Linked DNA regions of Mus musculus: all the other regions are linked to region 1. Evidence: chromatin loops called from intact Hi-C (ENCODE). Cell type or tissue: gastrocnemius. All regions are shown on one strand. Region 1 overlaps Mtr (5-methyltetrahydrofolate-homocysteine methyltransferase). Region 2 holds the start of Heatr1 (HEAT repeat containing 1). Region 3 has its middle 9.3 kb from the start of Heatr1. Region 4 overlaps Actn2 (actinin alpha 2).

Region 1 (5,000 bases):
TTAAGATGATGGCAACTAATTCTATTTCCAAAATATTAGTTTGCAATTTCAATATAAATGGGGCCCTTTAAACACTTACATGAGCATTATGTCTGAAGCCTAGGAAAAGAGAGCCACATGAAGACACTGGGGTCTTACCAATGGTAGACTGTACAGAGTCAAAACACTGCACAGATTATATGGTTGATGGGCCTAACTGGGGACTCCTGTACCTGTAGCACTAATGCTACCAGACAACTCCCTAGAAAGGCAGGACTTGAGATCAAACCTTCCCTCCTGCAGACGTAAGTCTCAAGATGCCCACTGAGAAGGCACAGGAAAGGTTAAGAAGCACCATTCTAGGCAGAAGAAATGCCCAGGGGCTGAGCCCGGAGGGCTTCCTGTGTTTGAGGATGCTCAGGAAAGAAGGAACCAAAAGAGTGACAAGCAGTGGCCAGTGAGACAGACTGGGGACAGTGAGCAAGGGGGCTGGGAAGCAACCGCAACCTGCAACTTCTTAACCTGCTTTCTTTCAACAAGCCTTGCTGGGAAGTGACTGAAATATTTATAATTTTCTACACATTGTAAGTTTAGGACCTCACAAAGGCAGACAATTCCAGTCTTGAGTACCAATCTAGCACCAAGGCTGCCCCACAGCATCTTCAAGGGCATACAGATAAATGTCATGGCATACTTGAGAAACAGAAGCTCGGAGTTAGAGCCCTGCATGACAAGTGGTACAGTTGAGGCACTTACAGTGTGCGACAGAGACCATTAAGACCAAACAACTAGAAGTATCTCAGGGGACACTGGAGCTACATTTTGGAAAAAAAAAAATTAGTATTACCAGCTAGCTATAGGGAAGAGAAACCAAGGCAGATCCTAAGTCATGACGGCTCAGGGTTATGACTGGCTGAAAATCCTCAAGTGTCCATCCCCCTACCACCCAATCTCTCTAACGTCTCCTTGTGCCCTCCCACTCACCACATCCTTCACTACCTCTTGCTCACTGTAAGTGGTGGATACCCCATGTCTCAAGTTCAAGGCCACCCTGGACTACACAGTAAGACCCTATGTGGAAAAAAAAAAGTGAAGAGGGGGGAAGAAAGTTGTTAATCTTACAATGTGCTTCCTAAGCGTTTAGAATAGAGCTCTAATAGCTGCTAAGATGGCTCTGTGGGGAAAGGTATTTGCCACCTAGCCTGACATCCTGAGTTGGATCCCTGGCACTTGAATGGTGGGCATAACCAGCTCCTGAGCAAGTTGTCGCCTGACTTCCACAGCACTCGCGTATGAAAACACATATACGCACTGTTTCAAAAGTGTAAAAGAAAGGGGGAGAAAAAGAGAGCTTTAGGTATGCATTGTATCTGATTCAAACTCAGAAAAAAATGTTACAAAACATGAGTTACTAATAGTATCCAGTACTATTTTAGATTACAAAGAATTTAGAAAATAAAGAGACAAAACTAGTTATTTTCCTCTTCAGAAGAAATCACAAAGAAAAGTAAAATTGTGCATATACTCAGGGTAACTTAAGCCTCCATCAGTGGATAAATAAGTGAAGAAAATACATAGTCACATGGAATAAAATACTACTTGGCCATAGAAAGAATGAACTCTCTCATTTGCAGGAAAACAAATGGAGCTGGTGGTCATTATGTTAAGTAAAACAATCCAGACACAGAAATACAATCTTTCTCTCAAGTGAAGAAAGTTGACCCTGAAGTATGAGAAAGTTGAATAGTAATTAACAGAGGTAAACAGGGTGAGGAGGAGGAGGGGAATAAAAAGCTGGATGCAGGAGAAACGCTCTCACGCTCCACAGCGGGGCAGGTGCCTCTGTGCACAACCTAGTGTGCATTATGAAGAACCAGAACAGTGAGTCCCCCACTTCAGTAAGGATACATAAGGCGACAATGCTCGATCAGTATACGTTGTACACATGTGTTTCGATGTCATAATACGCTTTATAAACATGTAACTTAGGAATATATATTCCTTGTTAACTAAAAATAGGAGAAAGAGGTGGAGACAGGAAAAGGAAAAGGAAGGGTACAAATGCTATCTCTTCCAGACTGCTGTCCCTGCAATTCACATATCCTACCACTAGATGGCAGCATCCTACTAGCCCAGCACCCAGCTGTGAGTCTTTTTTTTTTTTTTCCCCTTCTTCCACTTGAGGTTGAGTAGTACTCACAGGGCCTATTACTGTTGCTCCCCCTTTTTCTCCCTCCACCCCATCCTAAATCTGGGCCATACTTTCTGGTGGCAGCCTACAGGAAAGGACACGAAAGAAGGAAGCTTCTGCTCGTTGCTTGCCCAGGCTGGCCTGGAACTTACTATGTTAATCTACCCACATCTGCACTAAGTGGGGTTTAAACCTATGGGGTTAAATACATGAGCCATCACATCTAGCCCATTTTTACATTAATTCCTGGAAATCTGATAGGCGAATTTTCTTATATAACTCGTGTTAAATGGGGAAAGTACATAACTGTCTTTTCATAGTTGAGACAGTATATCTAAAATCAACTGTCATGCAATTATCTGATCAAAAATCAGTCTTAATATTCTAACTTACTTCTCAATGGAAAATCTGAATATTAATGAGTCAGTACATTTAAAGTTGATGCAGGTCAAAATAATATTGGCAAGTAAGTGACCCCCAAAGAACAGAGGCTGGTATTTCACTCTAACGAATAGTAAAGTAAGTAGGTGGAGGGAACTGCAGCCCTGATTGTCAAGGCTAGGAAAGAAAGCTGCCTTCAAGACAAAGGCTGGAAGGAAAGGTAGAAGACTGGCCGTGGGAAAAGCTGCCCTCTGGGTACAACCAGCTCTGCATTCCTGAGTGGAATCAACCAGCGTTCCAGGCAGGGACAGGTCAAGTGGTGAGAGGAGAGAGGCTGAGAAGGCTCACTGCTGGCTGGCAGCAGCAGACAGAACATGAGAGCCAGAGCACCAGTGGGCTCCTCTGCCAGAGAGAGAGAAGGCACAGTGGAAAGCAGTCATGACTCCAAAGGACTGCTGACAGGACACTGGGACCAGGGCAGGCTTTAGTGGCTTTTTCATTGAAACATATTGTGAATCAGGGAAACTGTAAACTTAATATAAGCCATTAGCTTATCTGGAAATAACTTTGTTACGAATATTTATTCTTTTGTTGAGTTATCAAAAGGGGGTTATACCTGCATATATCATTCCAACTGCTACTTTAACATCACTGTGATGGCTAACCGTGGTTGTCAACTTGACTACACTTGGACGTGTCTAAACCCAAGTAGCTGGGAATGGTTGTGAGAGATTCTTATTGGCTAGATCACCTGAGGTCAATCTGGCCACCCTTTCTTAGTGGCAGCCCACACAGAAGGACACAGAAGAAGGAAGCGTTTGCTGTCTGTAAACGTTCCCTCGCTCTACTTCTTTAGGATTCCACAGTGGGCTGTGACCTGGCTGGACCGTCCTAAAGACCTTCCTTACATCCAGTCTCACTCACTGACTCCTGGATCCTGGCCTTCCTGTCAGGAAATCACTGCTGCACTACTTGCACCACAGCCTGTTAGCCTCGCGAATAAACCCACTACTACACATACATTAGCTCTGCCAGTTCTGCCGCTCAGAGAACCCTAGTACAATCACCAAGAGACACAGCAGCGAGACTAGCGACGACAAAGCTTTCCTACAGAGTCCATGGTACCAACTCCCCTAAGAACCCAGTCTAGACCCCAGCAGTTCGTTGGGTGGGAAAGGGTACATGTGAGCCATGAGAAGCCGGAGGAGCCTTAGAGACTATGTCCACCACAGATTCTCAAGAAGGCTCCTGGCTGCCTGACCCCTAGAGATTACTTCCCATTCTCTATGTCCTTTAACACATACGTAAGAGACACATAATTATGAACCTAAAAACAAAACAAAACAAAACAAAACAAAACAAAACAAAACACCAAAACCCACTTCATCCATGGGCATCCCTTACCCCAGCCCTTTCAGCCAGTAAAAGGCCATGAAGGAACTGGAAGAAGCCGATCCCCGCTTACCTGAAATTGTTACAGGCCAGCACCACGCCAACTATGTTCTTGCCGATGTCATGCACGTCCCCTTTAACAGTGGCCAGCACAATGGTGCCTTGGTAAGGGTCCTGCAACGTGAGGCAAGCAGTGAGCATACATAAGGGGTCACCAGGGAATTTCCCCGGCCAGCGCCTGGGTGGCTCCTGAGACCCAGACGGTCGTCCCTGGTGACGCCTTACATCAACGCTTTACTGATGAGGTTCCCAACCTCAGAAAAACAAGCTTTCCAGGCCTGGACTAAATGACTTGCCTCTTCTTCAACCGAACCATTAATCAATCTGGCTTCTTCTCTTTCTTTTTCCATGAAAGGGATAAGGTGGCCAACAGCCTTCTTCATGACACGGGCTGACTTTATAACCTGGGAAAAAGCAGAGTTGGGCATCATTAGCAAACTATCACATGGCTGCCGATGCTGACCCATGAAGCTTCAGGACAACTTAAGAATGTCTGATTTGACCTTCCCAGATTTCTAGAGTGAGCAGGATAAGGATAAGGTAGGGAGTGACAATAAATGACAGCAGCAGAGGAAAACCAAACAGAAACCAAAGGTTATAATTTCTGTTTCTGAATTTCTGCTTGGTAGATTGTTGTTTTTTCTGCCTAACATCCTTTTACCATCTCTGAATTCTATTCATCTTCTAAGTTTCATACTTCAATACAATTCATCCCGGCATTCTATAAATTCTGAGGATTTTTAACTCACTGAAAACTGTGCTTTACAGCCGGGCGTGGTTGCGCACGCCTTTAATCCCAGCACTCGGGAGGCAGAGGCAGGCGGATTTCTGAGTTCGAGGCCAGCCTGGTCTACAAAGTGAGTTCCAGGTCAGCCAGGGCTACACAGAGAAACCCTGTCTCGAGAAAACAAAAACAAAAACAAAAAAAAAAACTGTTCTTTACAAAGAGGCCTTTTAGTGGTTTACTTCAGAGCCCCTAGCCCAGATGCTCAACAAG
Region 2 (5,000 bases), 180 kb after region 1:
ATCCCCAAAGACAAAAATGGTAAATAGTCACTTATATGTGGATGTTAACTGTTAATTTTTCAATAAGCAGACTACCATCTATACAAACATAGAGATTAGGTATAAAGTAAGGGGCTGGGGGAGGGTAGGTTGGCTCTCCCTAGGAAGGGGAAATAGAATAGACAGTTATGGAAGAATGTGGTGGGATGGGATTGCAACAGGAGGATCAGAGAGAGAGAGAGAGAGAGAGAGAGAGAAGAAAGGGGTGAGGGAGGAAATACAGGGAGAGACAGCTAAAACTAAGGGCCATTTGACGGGTTGTATGGAAACTTCTAAAATATAGACATATATGAAGGTGATCCAAGTGGAATTACCAAATCATGGGAAAATGGAGCCCCAATTGGATGTCTTTCGTTACCAAATGAAGTCTCCAGTCCCAGGAATGGGTTACATCGAATCAAGTTGTTAGCCAAAGGGGCCCCATAGGCATCTCCAGACAACCCAGGCTATTGCCAAAGCTGTTGATTGCTCTCCACAAACTGACTGTAAGGCCATATTGCTGCAGACAACATCTACACAATTCATCGAACGTGGAGAAGTCGAGCTGGTGCCTACAAACAGCCTTCACACCTACTGACTAGTGTTAATGGTCCTGGGAGGTGCACTGCATGCTTACTAGAGAGAAAGGTAAAGACCAATCTAGCTACCAAACCTTTGATCGATAACAGTGAGCTGCCTGCAAGCTATGCTGGTACAATGATGGCGCAAAGTTGAGGAGTAACCAATGAATACCTGGTTGGATTTAAGGGCCAGTCCATGAGATGGATTCCATGCCTTACACTGCTTAGTGGCCAAGAATCTGAGACCAGATAGGCTAGGGAACTAATATATATATTAGACAATAGTATATATATGAGACTTTTAAATACACACACACACACACACACACACACACACACACACACACACACACACACACACACAGCTCTTAAAGACATTCTGCTATACTCAGATCAGTATTTCTTGCTTAGCTGCTACCAGAGAAACTTCCTCCTGCAGCAGAAGAGAACAAATACAGAGAGCCACAGCTGGGTAATGTCTAGAGAATGAGAGACCTCAAATACTCAGTCGTAAATATGATGTTTCCATCTAATCCCCCCCCCCACTCCCTCAGGAAGGCAAAAAGGAGGCCAAAGGGGACGGTAGGAGAGGAGGACAAAAAGATAGAAAGAGCCAGTGGGGATGGAAGACACCAGGAAAGCAAGACCTTCCAAACACAGCAGAAGAGACTGTGGCAGCACGCACGCACAGGGCTTCCACAGGTCTGGAGCAGATGGGCTTTCAGCACTGAGAGAGGAAGGACACAAGCCCCTGTCCCTAACCCAGAGGTATCTCCCACTGACAATCACTCACAAATCAGTTTTCTACAGTGGAGCTAACTCACTGTGCAAACCTAAGGCTAGGTCCCAATTACCATATGGACAATGTAAGATGAGCTAACTTGAACTAACTCTGTAGCATTTTTGGACCTTTTTTGCCTCATAATTCTTTGTCAGGGCATCTTTTCCCCTCCTTATAGGTCCTTTGCGTATATATCTCCGTTTCTGGTTTTGCATTTTTATAAGCTTTCTGTGTGTATAAGCAGGTATGTCTCTTTCTATATGTGTTTCTTGAGCTTTTTCTTTGGCACTTTTTTCTTCTCTTTGTTTTGTCTTATTCTGATGTTTGTTTTTATTTTGCCTATCGCCTTCGTCGTCATCATCGTATGTTTGTACCCTAAATAAGAAAGAGAAAAAACGGTGTGGATTTGGGTGGAAGGGGAAGTGTTGGAGGATCTGGGAAGAGTTGTGGAACGAAACTGTAACCAGAATATGAAAACAAAAAAGTTTTGTGTATTTTTTGTTTTTGTTTTTTGTTTGTTTTTGAGACAAGGTTTCTCTGTGCAGCTCTGGATATTCTGAAACTCACTCCACAAATCAGGCTTGCCTCGAATTCAGATCTGACTGCCTCTGCCTCCCTCGAGCTGGAATTAAAGAAGTGAGCCGCCACCTCCCATCTTGAAAAAAGTTATTTTCACTTAAAAAAATTAAAATGTCATGTTTCTAATAATAATAATAACAGAATAAGAAAAACACCACTCCCTAGGACTGCAGACAAGGCAAAGGTGATAAGGTTGTCAGTAACTGCGTTCAGCGAGTGTTTACTACTTACAGAGCAACCAGATTGCACTGAGAACTACAACTCACGTTAGGTTTGTGCCCTCCTCGGGTAGCATTAGAATTAGAAACGCGGCTTCCCGCGCTTCAGCCCCTCGCAGGCTGGATAAGTATCTCGTGAATGACCGGTTCCTGCTACACACCCGTAAAGCTCCCAAAGGCGGTTGGGGAAAAAGAATCCCAGACCTAAGCCTGAAGGCACATAGCAACACTGAGCGAGGCGTCGGGTACCTAGAGAAGCGAGCTGTAGCACCAAGGAGCGGAGGGGCGGGACTTATAGGTGGCTTTCTGGAAAGAAGGGGGAGGTACTGTAGGCGTGGCTTAGCACATTTTCGTGAGGGTGGAGCTTAAAGGAGGGGCGTGGAATAAATGTGGTGTCTTGGAAAGAGGTGCGGATGGAAGGCGGAGCTTAACTGGATGAGCGAGCGGAGGGTGGGGCTTTGAGGTTCAGGCCCTTAGAGGGGAAAGTAGGCGGGGAATTAAATGGCTGGCCTGAATAGGCGGAACTTAGAGTCACGGAGGCGGGGCCGTTGTATTGCGTTTTCTACAAAGGTGTCCCTTTTCTCTTGCCGTAGTGAGAAGCCGGAAGTTCCTATGAGGCGTGCTTTAGAGTTCCGGGACAGTGCCGGCACCATGTGGGAGCTGATCTGAGGAGTTGTTAGCTGTCTAATCCTGCTGATATTCCGAGTTCAGGGTGAGGAGGAGCACGGTGCGGCTAGGCGCGGCCGTGACTTGGAACGGGTGGCCGGGTGGGCCGTGAGGTCGTGGTGCAGAGCTGGGGAAAGCTGGTGCTGCGGAGGCGTAGTTAACGCAATTGCTGTGGTGGGTCCTGGAGGGTCGGGGAAGCAAGTTTCTGTGTCCTCGAAAGGACTGAGCGCTGTATTGCCAGAGCATGAGCCCTGGCCTGCCATCTGTTAAGGCGCCTGACGTTTCCTAAAAACTTTTCACGCTGTTCGTTCTTAGCCGGTGTTTTGAGACATCCGCCTCCGTGCAAGATGACGTCCTTAGCCCAGCAGCTCCAGCGACTCGCCCTCCCTCAAACTGATCCCAGCCTCCTATCGAGACGTGAAGTTGCCTCTCTGTTATTTGACCCCAAGGAGGCGGCCACAATCGACAGGGACACCGCCTTTGCCATCGGTGAGCCACCTTTCACTTAGCAAAGCTCCCAGAGCATGATATCGGGGAGTTGGGGGGGGGGGAGGTTCTGTATTTTCTTGCCCCCCCCCCCGTTCGCTTCCCGAGCAGTACCTTGTTTTCTTGGTAAGGGGGTGGGAAACAGCAATACTGCTAGATGTGTGAATGTATTTATAAATAATGGTATCTGAAATTTCACAAACTAACTAATATGTAAAAAGGAAGAAAAGTAAAGAAACCGAGACAATGACTGTGGTGTGAGAGGAGACTTTCAGAACTAGATGTAGTTTTAATGACTAAAAAGAAGGGCTCGGGTGGAGTTCTTGTCATGAAGTACTTTCTTTTCTCCTAGTGAGTGGGGGTCAGATTTATCCTATATGTTAACAACTAAAGCCAGTGTTTGAGAGTGTCTAACACATGGTAACAGAGTTCATGAGCTTGGGGGTGAGGAGAACAGGAGAGTATCTGTTGGGTTTGCCTACAAAGAAGTTACACGTGACTCTCCTCCTAGGATGCACTGGCCTGGAGGAGCTTCTTGGGATTGACCCTGCCTTTGAACAGTTTGAAGCGCCATTGTTCAGCCAGCTGGCAAAAGGCTTGGAGCGCAGCGTCCAGACCAAAGCAGTGAACAAGCAGCTGGATGAAAACATTTCATCGTTCCTCCTTCACTTGTCTCCTTATTTCCTCCTCAAGCCAGCGCAGAAGTGTCTGGAATGGCTGATTCACAGGTAGCTAAACCTTCATTAGTTGCCAACACTTGGTAAGCTAGATTGCTTTCACAAATTTCAAAGGTTAACATGATGTTTAGAATGTCAAGTGAACATGCTCTTCTTGAATAGGGTGCCATTAGTTCCTGTCTAGTGTGTTTAGGGTTTAGGGGGTTTGTTTGTTTGTTTGTTTGTTTTTTGAGACATGGTCTCAGTGTGTATCTCTGGTTGACCTCAAACTCACAGAAATCTGCCACCTTCTTCCCCAAGTCTGAGAAGTATGTCATTGTCTTTGGCTAGTTTTGTTTTGGGGATAAGGTCTTATTATAGAGCTCTCGTTTGTTGTTATTGTTGTTTGTTTTGTTTGTGGAGAGAGAGTTTCTCTGTGTAGTCTCAGCTGTCTTAGAACTCAGTGTGTACACCACCCTTGCCTCACACCCAGAGATCCACCTGCCTCTTCCTCCCAAGTGCTGGGATTAGAGGCGATACCACACCTGGCTCAAGCTGGGTTTTGACTTACTTTTTTTTTTTTTTTGCCTGTCTGGCCTGGAACTTACTAAGTAGATCAGTTTGCCTCAGATTTATAAATCTGCCTCTTTTTGCCTCCCAGGTCCTCAGTAGTGTGGTTATAAGTGTGTGCTACCAGACCAGCCTTAACTGCATCAGTACTCAGGAGCTGATGCAGCTTCACATTGCAGATCCGTTAACATGGGGGCAAAACGTACAGTTCCTTCTTACCTCGCTAGGTGTAAAGAATGTCTTTTAAAATATCAACCCAAATCACGTGGTATTAGTGATGTGCGCGTTAAGCATTTATGTACCAGGCCTTGTACTCTAAGCACTATACGTGCTAGGAACCAAACTCTGACCTCTGCGAGAGCAACAAATCCTGTAGATGGCTGAGCCATCACTACAGCCCTTCTTCATGTAACCTTTATTCAGCAAATGTTAAAGTGATAAAAAA
Region 3 (5,000 bases), 180 kb after region 1:
ATTGCTCTTCCAGAGGACCCCGGTTCAATTCCCAGCACCCACGTGGTGGCTTACTCTATAACTCCAAACCAGGGAATCTAATGACCTCCTCTGGCCTCTGAAGCCACCAGGTACCTCACATGATATGCACACAGGCTAAACACCCATGCACACAAAATAAATAACAAAACAAGCTTAACAATTTTGCCTGTACAATACTGTTTTTTTTTCTTTTTTCAGGAAGCTTCTCTGAGATACTGAATGTAAGATTTCCCAATGTTTAACATGTGCACACACATGTATGCATGCATGCATGCATGCACACAAGCACACCTAAACCCATAGCTTTGCACATGTTAGGCAAGCACTCTGTTACTGTGGTGTTTCCCATCCTGTCTTTAGCAGGATGCCATCCGCTCCCTGGCTCCTTATCCGTAGAAAACTGACCCCCAGCACTAAGAGCCTTCTTCAAAGGATGCAACTGTTCTCCTCAGAAAGACATGCCATTCACATATCGTGAGAAGAAAAATGCTCTATTGAAGTGCTGGTATGTTGTCTCTAGTAAGTTTCTTACATGTAGTTGTTTAAGGGGAAAAACTTAACAGTGCATATTAAGCTTTAAAATCTTAGAGGTTGATTTACAACAGAAAATGACACAATATACAAAAAGTTATTGATATGCTTGGATAACTTAGAAAAATACCTAAAGGCGTGGTGGCACACGCCTTTAATCCCAGCACTCCGGAGGCAGAGGCAGGCAGAATTCTGAGTTCGAGGCCAGCCTGGTCTACAAAGTGAGTTCCAGGACAGCCAGGGCTACACAGAGAAACCCTGTCTCAAAAAAAAAAAAAAAAAAGGAAGAAAAATACCTTTAATTGCTTTTGTTTAAAGTTATCAAACTACAGTTTTTGAAACACACACACACATGGTATGGTGGTACATACCATTAATCTCAGCACTTGGGGAAGCAGAGGCTGGTGGTTCTCTGTGAGTTCAAGGCCAGCCTTGCCTACATAGTGAGTTCTAGAACAGTCAGGGCTACATAGTAAAGCTTTGCCCCCATCCAAAAAAAGAAAAGAAATATGTATTTCTATTACCTATATTTATACTTAACAATATATAACTGTAGGTTTTTATTTTATGTGTATGAGCATTTTGTCTTTGTGGTGCGTGTGTGTGTGTGTGTGTGTGTGTGTGTGTGTGTGTGTGTGTACCACTTGTATGCCGGGAGCCTACAAAGGCCATAAGATCCCCTGTGTTGGATTCCCCTGGAACTAGAGTTACAGAAGGTTGTGAGCTGCTATGTGGCTTCTGGGAAACAAACCCAGATTCTGTGAAAAAGTAGCTAGTGCTCTTAACCACTGAGCCCTCTCTTCAACCCCTATAATTAAAAAAGAAAAAAAAGTCTGCCATCCCACACAATAGGATGATAATGGTCTGTTCCTGGCTCTGGAATGTCAGCTTGTTAAAGACTTCCAGAAATAGAATGAGTGCATTAACTGGAATGCACATATATCAAGTTCCAGACACATGTTTCCAAATTGTTTCCTAAAGGGTGGTAATGCCTAAAACATTATTGATATTGTCTTAAAATGTCTTTGTCAGGAACAAGGAATATTACTTTCAGTAATATTATTAAATAGTAAATAATAAATATCACTTATATACTTTATTTCTTTAACATTTTCTTTTTTCTTTTTCTGCTTTTTTGAGACAGGGTTTCTCTGTGTAGCCCTGGCTGTCTTGGAATTCACTCAGAATCCAGGTTGGCCTGGAATTCACAGAGATCTGTCCGCCTTTGCTTCCCTAGTACTGGGATTAAGGGTGTGTACCACCACTGTCAAGCTACTTAAACACTTTCTAGTTTAGTATGCACATGATATGTACAAAGATGCATATCTTTCACACCTGTTATGTGTGTTTGTGTGTATTCGAGAGTGTATGTGTGTGTGTATGAGTGTGAGTATATTGTGTGTATGTATGTGTGAGTGTATATGTGTGTGTATGTGACTGTGTATATGTGAGTTTGTATATATGTGTGTATGTGTGTGTATGAGTGTGTGTGAGTGTATGTGTGCATGTATGTGTGAGTGTATATGTGTGTATGTGTGTGTGAGTATATGTGTGTTTGTGTGAGTGTATATGTATGTGTGTATATGTGTGTATGTATTGTGTATGTGCGAGTGTATATGCATGTGTGTATTTGTGTGTTTGTGTGTGAGTGTGTATGTATGTGTGAGTGTATATGTTTGTGTGTATATGTGTGAGTGTGTGTGTGTGTGTGTAGGCCAGAGAGGAGATCCAGTGTCCTGCTATGTCATTCTGCCTTATTCCCTTGAGACAGGGTCTCTCACTGAATCTGGAGCTAGGCTGGCAGCCAGCAAGCCCCAGTGATTCTCCTGTCTACACTGACTCTGTCCTGGGTTACAGGCTTGAAAGACCATACACAGCTTTTTTTTTTTTTCCACATGGGTCCTGGGAATTTAGACTCAAGTCCTCTTATATACACAGTAAGCATTTTTTACCTACCAAACCATCTCCTCAGACCTGTACTCAACTTTTAAAGATATGCAATACAGATAAAATAAACCATTTATTATCTGTAGATTCTAGTCCTAAAATCTATGTCAGTTTTCAATATCGGAAGTGGCAAATATTCAACAAAATAAGCGTAGCATGAGGCAGAGAGAAGAGAAGAGACTTGGGCTACCCATACCGCTAATTTAATGAGTTTATAAGCAGATCACTGAATGCTTCTCAACAGCTGAGAACCACTAAACATTTTTTAAATCCTGTATCTCTCTAAATGGCATTTGAACATTGTTTTAGAAAATTTTTACAACATGTTCAGGGTTAATGAATCAGTATTTAGGCAACAGTATATACATTTCTAATTCTATGTTCCACATGGAAGACCAGGGAGAGGTACTTTAGTGTCACCTGCTGGTCTTCAGAAGTATAACAGGTGCTTCTTGTCAATTGTGTATTTCCAAATCCTTTTCTTGAAAAACAAACAACAAACTCAAAACTTAAAATATTTATTTTAAAAGTAAAATATTATGTGGGTGTGTTGAAAATGCCTTTAATCCCAGAACTCTAGAAATTGGGGCAGGAAGATCAAAAACTCAAGGCCAGCCTGGGCTACATAAGACAGGGGGGGTTGTTTTGTTAAATATTCCTAAAGTTGAGAAAGGATTTGTTTTGGCTTTTCCATTCAATTCTTTTTATTGATGTTCAGAAATTCACACAGCAACAAGCGATCAGAGCTATTAAAATGATATCCCTGGGCTTCATTGCTAAGATCTTGTTTAAACCACTGCTTCTAAGACCATGATATTTTGTTGATATATGAACCACTGTATTTTTTTTCCCCCGTTTTCAAGCACTTTTCAAAGTGCTTTCGAGTATGTGGCCAGATGTAGACGTTGCATTTTGAGTTTATTTTGCTGATGACATCCGTACCTCCTTTCCCCCGTCTGTCCTCCCCTCCCCTCCCTCATTCTTCTCTTTCCCCCCTCCCCTCCCCTCTTCCATCTCTTTTCCTTCCCTCACCCCTTCCCTTCCTTCATGTTCCCTCCTCTCCTTTCCCTTCCATTTCTCTCCCTTTCATTTCTTTTTAACAACAGTCTCGATGGGCAGTGGTGGCCTTCAATCCCAGCACTCTGGAGGGGAGGTAGAGACAGGCAGATCTCTGTGACAACCAAGGTTATATAGAGAAACCCTGTCTTGCTAATAAATCCAGTCTCGTGCACCCCAGGACGGCTTTGAACATTCTGTGTAGATGATGAAGTTCTTGAATTCCTGACCCCCTGCCTCCACCTTCAAGATGCTGGGATTACTGGCAAGTGTCACTGTGTCCAGCTAATCCCATTTCTTTTTTCAACAAAAGATAAACTTGGGTGGGTAATCAAGTGTCGGAGGCCAAGCCTGACAGCCTTCCTTCTGTGTCCTTGGCACTTGCAAACACTGTCGAGAGAGTGTTCACACATCCACACCCACACATACACCCATACAGACATACAGACATACACCCACCCACCCCCAGACACACACATATAATTTCCCCCTACAAACATATACTCACTCACACACACACACACACACACACACACACACACACACACACACACACACTCACAAACATACACACATATACATACATACATGCTGGGTGGTGGTGGCACACGCCTTTAATCCCAGCACTTGGGAGGCAGAGGCAGGTGGACTTCTGAGCTCGAGGCCAGCCTGGTATACAGAGTGAGTTCCAGGACATCCAGGAATACATAGAGAAACCCTATCTTGAAAACAAAAAACAAAACAAAACAAAGCAAAGCAAAACAAAACAAAAAAGCAATAATAAATCAAACCAAAAAAATCAACATACATACACACACATACACACAGATGAACACACATGCAGTCACACACATATACATAAATAAAAGTTTAAAAATAACTGGGTATGTGTTTCAGGGTTTTGGAAACAGCTCTTCTCCTGTGTCCTCACAATTAGAAGACAGGCTAGATGTTCCTAGGGTAGTGCTTTTCCAGTCATGGCGTCAGGCTTCAGGGAGGCCCTTAATAAGAAGCTCTTAGTGAGAAGAAAGGACTGGGGGACTAGTCACCCTTCCTTTCATAACAGATTCAGGCATAGTCAGAATTATTTAATTAAATAAATTATTAATAATTAAATATTTTTTAAATTATTAAAAAGTCCCAAACATCCAGTTTCCAATTTCCTTATGTATTTTCAGCTTATGGTTATGAATGTACTCAGACATTAGTGTAAAATTCTCAACAACAGAATATGGCAGTTAAAAAATATTTAGCCATATTAAATAATTCATATGTCTCAATATTAAATAACAAAACTAATTTATCATTGCGATATATTTCCTAAGAGAATATTTATCAAGGACTAAAACTTCATGTTTACTTAAATAATTTTATGAAAAATTTGTCACCATAATCGGTATTTGACTTCTTTTGTTGTTCTCCGCAGTGAACACCTCATGTAGACA
Region 4 (5,000 bases), 62 kb after region 1:
ATAGGGGTATGAGAGGACAGATCACGCACACACGCAAGCACATATGCATGTATGCACAACACGCGCACACACACAGAGACAAATCATTTTTTAAAAGCCCAGACATAACAGTACGCAACTATAATCCCAGCATTCCTATTGTGAAATGGGAGACAGATACAGGAGAATCCCTGAAATCTTGCAGAAAAGCAAGCCTTGCATATACAGCAGGGAACAAGAAGGTCCATTTTCTCAAACGAGATGAGGGCAAGACTGATGTCCGAGGCTGTCTCTGACCGCCACACACACCAAGGCCCACGCGCAAGTACTGTCCCCAGATAGTCAAAGATCATTTTAAAAGTTTTAAAACAAAAGAAAACCTGTCCCAGCAGACCTTATCAGAAGCCAGAATCCGGAAGGAGGCGATGACCTGCTCTGCCGTGTCGGTGTCTGCGGTCTCTCTAGTCATGAAGTCAATGAAGGACTGGAAGGTGACCGTGCCTTGTCCGTTGGGGTCAACCAAAGTCATAATGCGGGCAAATTCAGCTTCACCCTGAGGAGGTACAGAGACAGTGTGTGCGTCAGGGTTTGACGTCGTCATGGATCCTCCATGCTGTTCTCTTCACTCTCTGCAAAGGCGTCCTCACGTGGGTGACTCAGGTCCATTTCCGGCAGTTTTAAATGTGGTTGCAGCATCGAGCCAGAGGCCCCTGCCCATCAGAAGTGTGTCCCTTGTGTACCCCATGTTGCCAGTCCTAATTACATAATTAGGAGGAGTAACTCAGCCAAAGTTGGAAAGTGGAATTGCTATGTAAGATGGTGCTCATTATTCAGTTTATTACCAGAGGAATCAACGCAGTTGTATTTTAAATGCTCAATAAAGACTGGGAGTACGCCGGGCGTGGTGGCACACGCCTTTAATCCCAGCACTCGGGAGGCAGAGGCAGGCGGATTTCTGAGTTCGAGGCCAGCCTGGTCTACAGAGTGAGTTCCAGGACAGCCAGGGCTACACAGAGAAACCCTGTCTCGGAAAACCAAAAAAAAAAAAAAAAAAAAAAAAAAAAAAAAAAGACTGGGAGTACAGCTCAGTATTAAAGCAATTGACTAGTACATCCCCAGTACTGAAAAACAAACAAACAAACAAAAAAAGCTTTAAGAAAAAAAAAGCCCAGTGCTTTATATATAAGCAAGGTGCAAACCTGTAGTTCTAGTATTTAGGAAGTTGAACAGACAGGATGGCACGTTTGAGGCTAGCCTGGAGTACACAGTGAGTTCCCAGCTGGGCCACTCAAGATACCCTGAGTGTTGGGACTACAGGAATATGTCACCTGCTATTCTGGCTTGTTCTATGAATTTATATATTTGATTTATTCTTACACTGCTAGGACTCTAAGCCTCAGGTTAGAGGCAGAGGCAGGAGGATCTCAGTAAGTTCAAGGCCACCCTGGGCTATCTAACAAGATAGTTTCGAAAATAGATAAATATGTAATCATCAAAGGGTAATGCAGTACATTTCTATAATCTGTCCTCCCTCCCTCCCTCCCTTACCCTCCCTCCCCTCCTTCCCTTCCCCCTCCCCTCCTCTCCCTTCCCTCCCTTCCCCCTCCCCTCCTTCCCTTCCCCCTCTCCTCCTTCCCCTCCCTCCCCCCTCCCTCTCCTCTCCCTGTTCTCCCTTCCCCCTCCCCTCCCTTCCCTTCCCCCTCCCTCCCTTTCCTCCCCCCCTCTCCCTCCCTCTCCTCTCTTCCCCTCCCTCCTCCTCCCTCACCTCCCCCCTCCCTCCCTCCCCCTTCCCCCCTCCCCAATCCCTCTCTCCTTCCCTCTTGATTGTATTTTTGAAACAGAGACTTCCCAATATAGCTCTGGCTGTCCTGGAACTCATAAAGATCTGCCTGTCTTTGCCTCCCAAGAGGTGAGATTAAAATCTTGCACTATCATCCCCAGCCATTAAAATCTCTCTTCTATCCTTTAAAATAACAAGGGAAAACACACTTTAAAACGCAGGCAACTAGATGTCATTGACGTGAACATTTTAAGTTGTTTCACTGAAATACGTGAGCTATGTCAATGCAGCTTCTAAAAACCACCAGGAGATCCCATGTCCTTAATGTTTTCACCATAAGGAAACCTTACCAGGTACTGAATAAAATACATTTTTAACCCTGTAGCATTATTTTTATATAGTAATAAGCAGATTTTCAAAAAGCATTGCCCTGTGATAGGAAAATGAACCAATTAGGAAAGTGTCACATCTAGATTCCCCACACTCGAGGCTTGGTATGGTACCAGACCTTTGCAGAAGTTCGGCTGTGTCTTACCAAGTCATAGCCCATGGAAATGAGGCAGGCTCTGAAATCCTCATGATCCATCAGGCCGTTCTTCCTCTGTGCAAACGCAAAGAACAGAGAGAAGGCAGTTAGGGACCAGATGAACAGCTCTGCCTGACCCAGTGCCCAGTAAGCAAGGTGGTAGAGAAAGAGTGACCAGCTAAGATTAGAGGTCACCTCTGACTTACAGAAGGACAAAGCCACAGTACAAGGATATTATAAAATAATCCCTTTAACAGAGAAGAGGTGACTGGGCTGTCACTCAGTGGGAGAGCATTGCCTAACACACACGAGGTCCTAGGCTTGATCCTCATCACTGCAAAATAAAATAAAAGGAAGGAAAGGAAAAGGAGGCAGGTGTAATAAAGACTAATACTGAAAAGAGAACCCACACTAAAGGCAGCAAAGGGAGCCAGTGAGGAGCTCACTACTGCCACCTATTGATAACAGCACATATTGCAAGCATTTCTAGAGCTGAATGGAGAAACTCATGGCTCAACCAGTCTGGGAAACTACTGCCCAGATGAAGCGCTGGGAATGGAACCCAGGGCCAGATGTAATGGCTTCATCTGTATGACAAGCTCTCCAGAGTGTTCTCAGCTCTGTAAAAGCAGGGTATCCGATGCAAAAATCTGGTTGGGATGAAAAGGGTTCCTATGTACATGTCTCAGAGTTGTAAGAGAGACAGCTAACATTTAAACACCAATAGGTCTTTACTGACAATTCAGTTGATTTTGTTCACTCAGGAAATGACCTGTTTAGAAAGCCAATGGTAGAAGTTCTGTCTTCTGTGAATGGAACCTGAGTGTTGGCTCTCAGGCCTGAGGGCCTGGCCCTCGCCATGTCAGCCACTCTGCAGCCCTGCATCCTGCCTTTTGGCTCCCCTGTGCACTCCCCTGGTCCCCTGCTCTGGCTCTTGCACCTGCTTTGGAGCAGTAGCCCTGTAGGTCTCCTCTCTTCCTCTCAGATGGCCGCTCGCTGGAGAAGATCACTATGTGCAGACTGCCTGGTTTCACTAAGCGGGCCTCCCACTGCCCAGGCAGGAGGGCCAGCTTTCCTGCAATGGTGATGGCGATGGCGCACGAGCACTCCTCCTCTCTTGCCCTTGGAGGCTGGAATAACCTTGCCGCTCATCAGTCTCCCTCCCACGAAGCCCTCAGTCTCACCACTCCTGTCCCTGAACCCAGTTCCTTCCAGACCCCTTCCTTCCTTTCTCCAGCAGCCACATCTGGCTTCTGCCCCCACCCTCATCTTAGTGAGCTTCTCAGAAACACAGCTCTGGCCATACCTGTGCTCTGTGATAGTCAACGGCCCAGAGGTCCATGGAGGGATCTCTCCATCCACGCCCTCCATGACCCTGCCATCCTATCTGCGTTGTCTCTTTTTCTTTTCTTAAGACAGGGTTTTTCACTATGCACCTTCCTGCCTGAACTTGCTATGTAGACCAGGCTGGCCTCAAACCCACAGAGCTCTTCCTGTTTCTGCTCCCTGCATGCACACCCAGCCCCGTCTTGCTGTACAGTGAGAACATGGGAGTAATCTAAATATCTGATCTCACCACAACAGACCCCAGGAGAACTTTGTTTCCAGTGCTTAATGTAAATAAACCTTCTCTACATTTAAGAATGTTTCAGGTTTACTTATTTACTTAATGTTTATGTTTGTACGCCTGGGTGAACATGTGTGTACCAGGTGTATGCACGGGGCGGTGAAGGTCAGAAGCCTGAGTTACAGGGATTGTGAGCCTCTGACTGGGTGTCAGGAGCTGAACCCACGTCCTCTGCAAGAACAGCCAGCCCTCTTCACCACCAAGCAGGTGCTTTCACTAAAGACAGCCAAGCTGTTGCTATTAACTAGAGTCCTAGTTAAAGGATCTACAAGGAACAAAGCAAGTTACATTGTTTCTGTTCCTTTGTTTCTTTTTGCAGATTTTTGTCTTCTCCCGACCCCCTTGCTAAGGCCCTAACCCAGGGCCTTGTGTTTTGATAGGCATGCACTCTACCACTGAGCTAAATCCCCAACTCCAGGAAACAAAGCAAAAGCCTTGATGTAAGGTCACTTGACGGTGACATGGTGACATGACCAGTGCTTGTTTGATCGCTAGTTCCCTTGGGATCATTCAACCAGTTTCCTTGTGAACTTTGTGGAGCAGGGAGACCTAAAGTGAGCAGCTGGGCATGACGCCAAGCACCTGCCACCATCCCATCGCTTGGAAGTGGGGGCAGAGGGACAGGAGCTCAAGGTCACCCTCAGTTACTGAAAGACCTCAAAGCCAGCCTGGTACACATGTGACTTAAAGCACTCTGAGCAACAGTACGCATGCTTTTCCAGATATAACTGCCTTTCACGCAACTAGAGAGAGAGCAGTACCCTGTCAAAGTGGTTGAAGGAGGCTCTGAACTCATTCATCTGCTCCTGGGTGATGCCCTTGGCATCTCTTGTCAGGATCTGGGTCTCCACCTCATTGATGGTTCTGGCGATAGTTGTCAGCAGCAACTCCCATCCGACACGGATATGCTACCAAGGAGAAGAACCAGCCGTCAACTAGGTCAAGGAGGTTTTAGTGCATCATGAGCAGGAAATACGCAGGGCTTGGTATAGGTTTGCTACGCTCATTCTATTTGTCAGCAGCAGCAGCAGCAGCAGCAGCAGCAGCATCAGTGCGGGGAGTCCCTGTGCAGCGATCACAGGGAAATT

Evidence for each region. Hi-C counts contacts between places; a loop is a spot of excess contacts. Peaks named below come from ENCODE experiments on the same cell type or tissue, not always from the same donor. Only the 100,000 strongest peaks of a DNase experiment are listed, where the experiment ranks them.
Region 2: a loop joins it to region 1, with 2.7 times the contacts of the local background. A loop is called at or near these places in 33 of 42 quality-filtered maps.
Region 3: a loop joins it to region 1, with 7 times the contacts of the local background. A loop is called at or near these places in 33 of 42 quality-filtered maps.
Region 4: a loop joins it to region 1, with 9 times the contacts of the local background. A loop is called at or near these places in 10 of 42 quality-filtered maps.

Annotation. Positions count from the first base shown.
Region 1 is chr13:12,208,372-12,213,371 of GRCm38, forward strand. It overlaps Mtr (5-methyltetrahydrofolate-homocysteine methyltransferase), which reads right to left. Exons shown (of 33, transcript NM_001081128.3): 21 at 4,300-4,407; 22 at 4,017-4,117. Among named protein-coding and RNA genes, the nearest start is that of Gm10336, 24 kb to the left of the region's middle. In gastrocnemius, no CTCF peak of the experiment used is centred here; a DNase peak (open chromatin) is centred at 2,135; H3K27ac peaks cover 1,053 bases.
Region 2 is chr13:12,392,582-12,397,581 of GRCm38, forward strand. It overlaps Heatr1 (HEAT repeat containing 1), which reads left to right and starts at 2,794. Exons shown (of 45, transcript NM_144835.4): 1 at 2,794-2,889; 2 at 3,159-3,332; 3 at 3,841-4,057. The coding sequence starts at 3,191. In gastrocnemius, no CTCF peak of the experiment used is centred here; DNase peaks (open chromatin) are centred at 2,633 and 3,248; H3K4me3 peaks cover 2,233 bases; H3K27ac peaks cover 1,634 bases.
Region 3 is chr13:12,383,581-12,388,580 of GRCm38, forward strand. No RefSeq gene overlaps it. Among named protein-coding and RNA genes, the nearest start is that of Heatr1, 9.3 kb to the right of the region's middle. In gastrocnemius, a CTCF peak has its summit at 2,925 (motif pointing left); a DNase peak (open chromatin) is centred at 2,354.
Region 4 is chr13:12,270,405-12,275,404 of GRCm38, forward strand. It overlaps Actn2 (actinin alpha 2), which reads right to left. Exons shown (of 21, transcript NM_033268.4): 18 at 4,674-4,820; 19 at 2,295-2,360; 20 at 374-532. Among named protein-coding and RNA genes, the nearest start is that of Mtr, 15 kb to the left of the region's middle. In gastrocnemius, a CTCF peak has its summit at 2,740; no DNase peak of the experiment used is centred here; H3K27ac peaks cover 1,351 bases.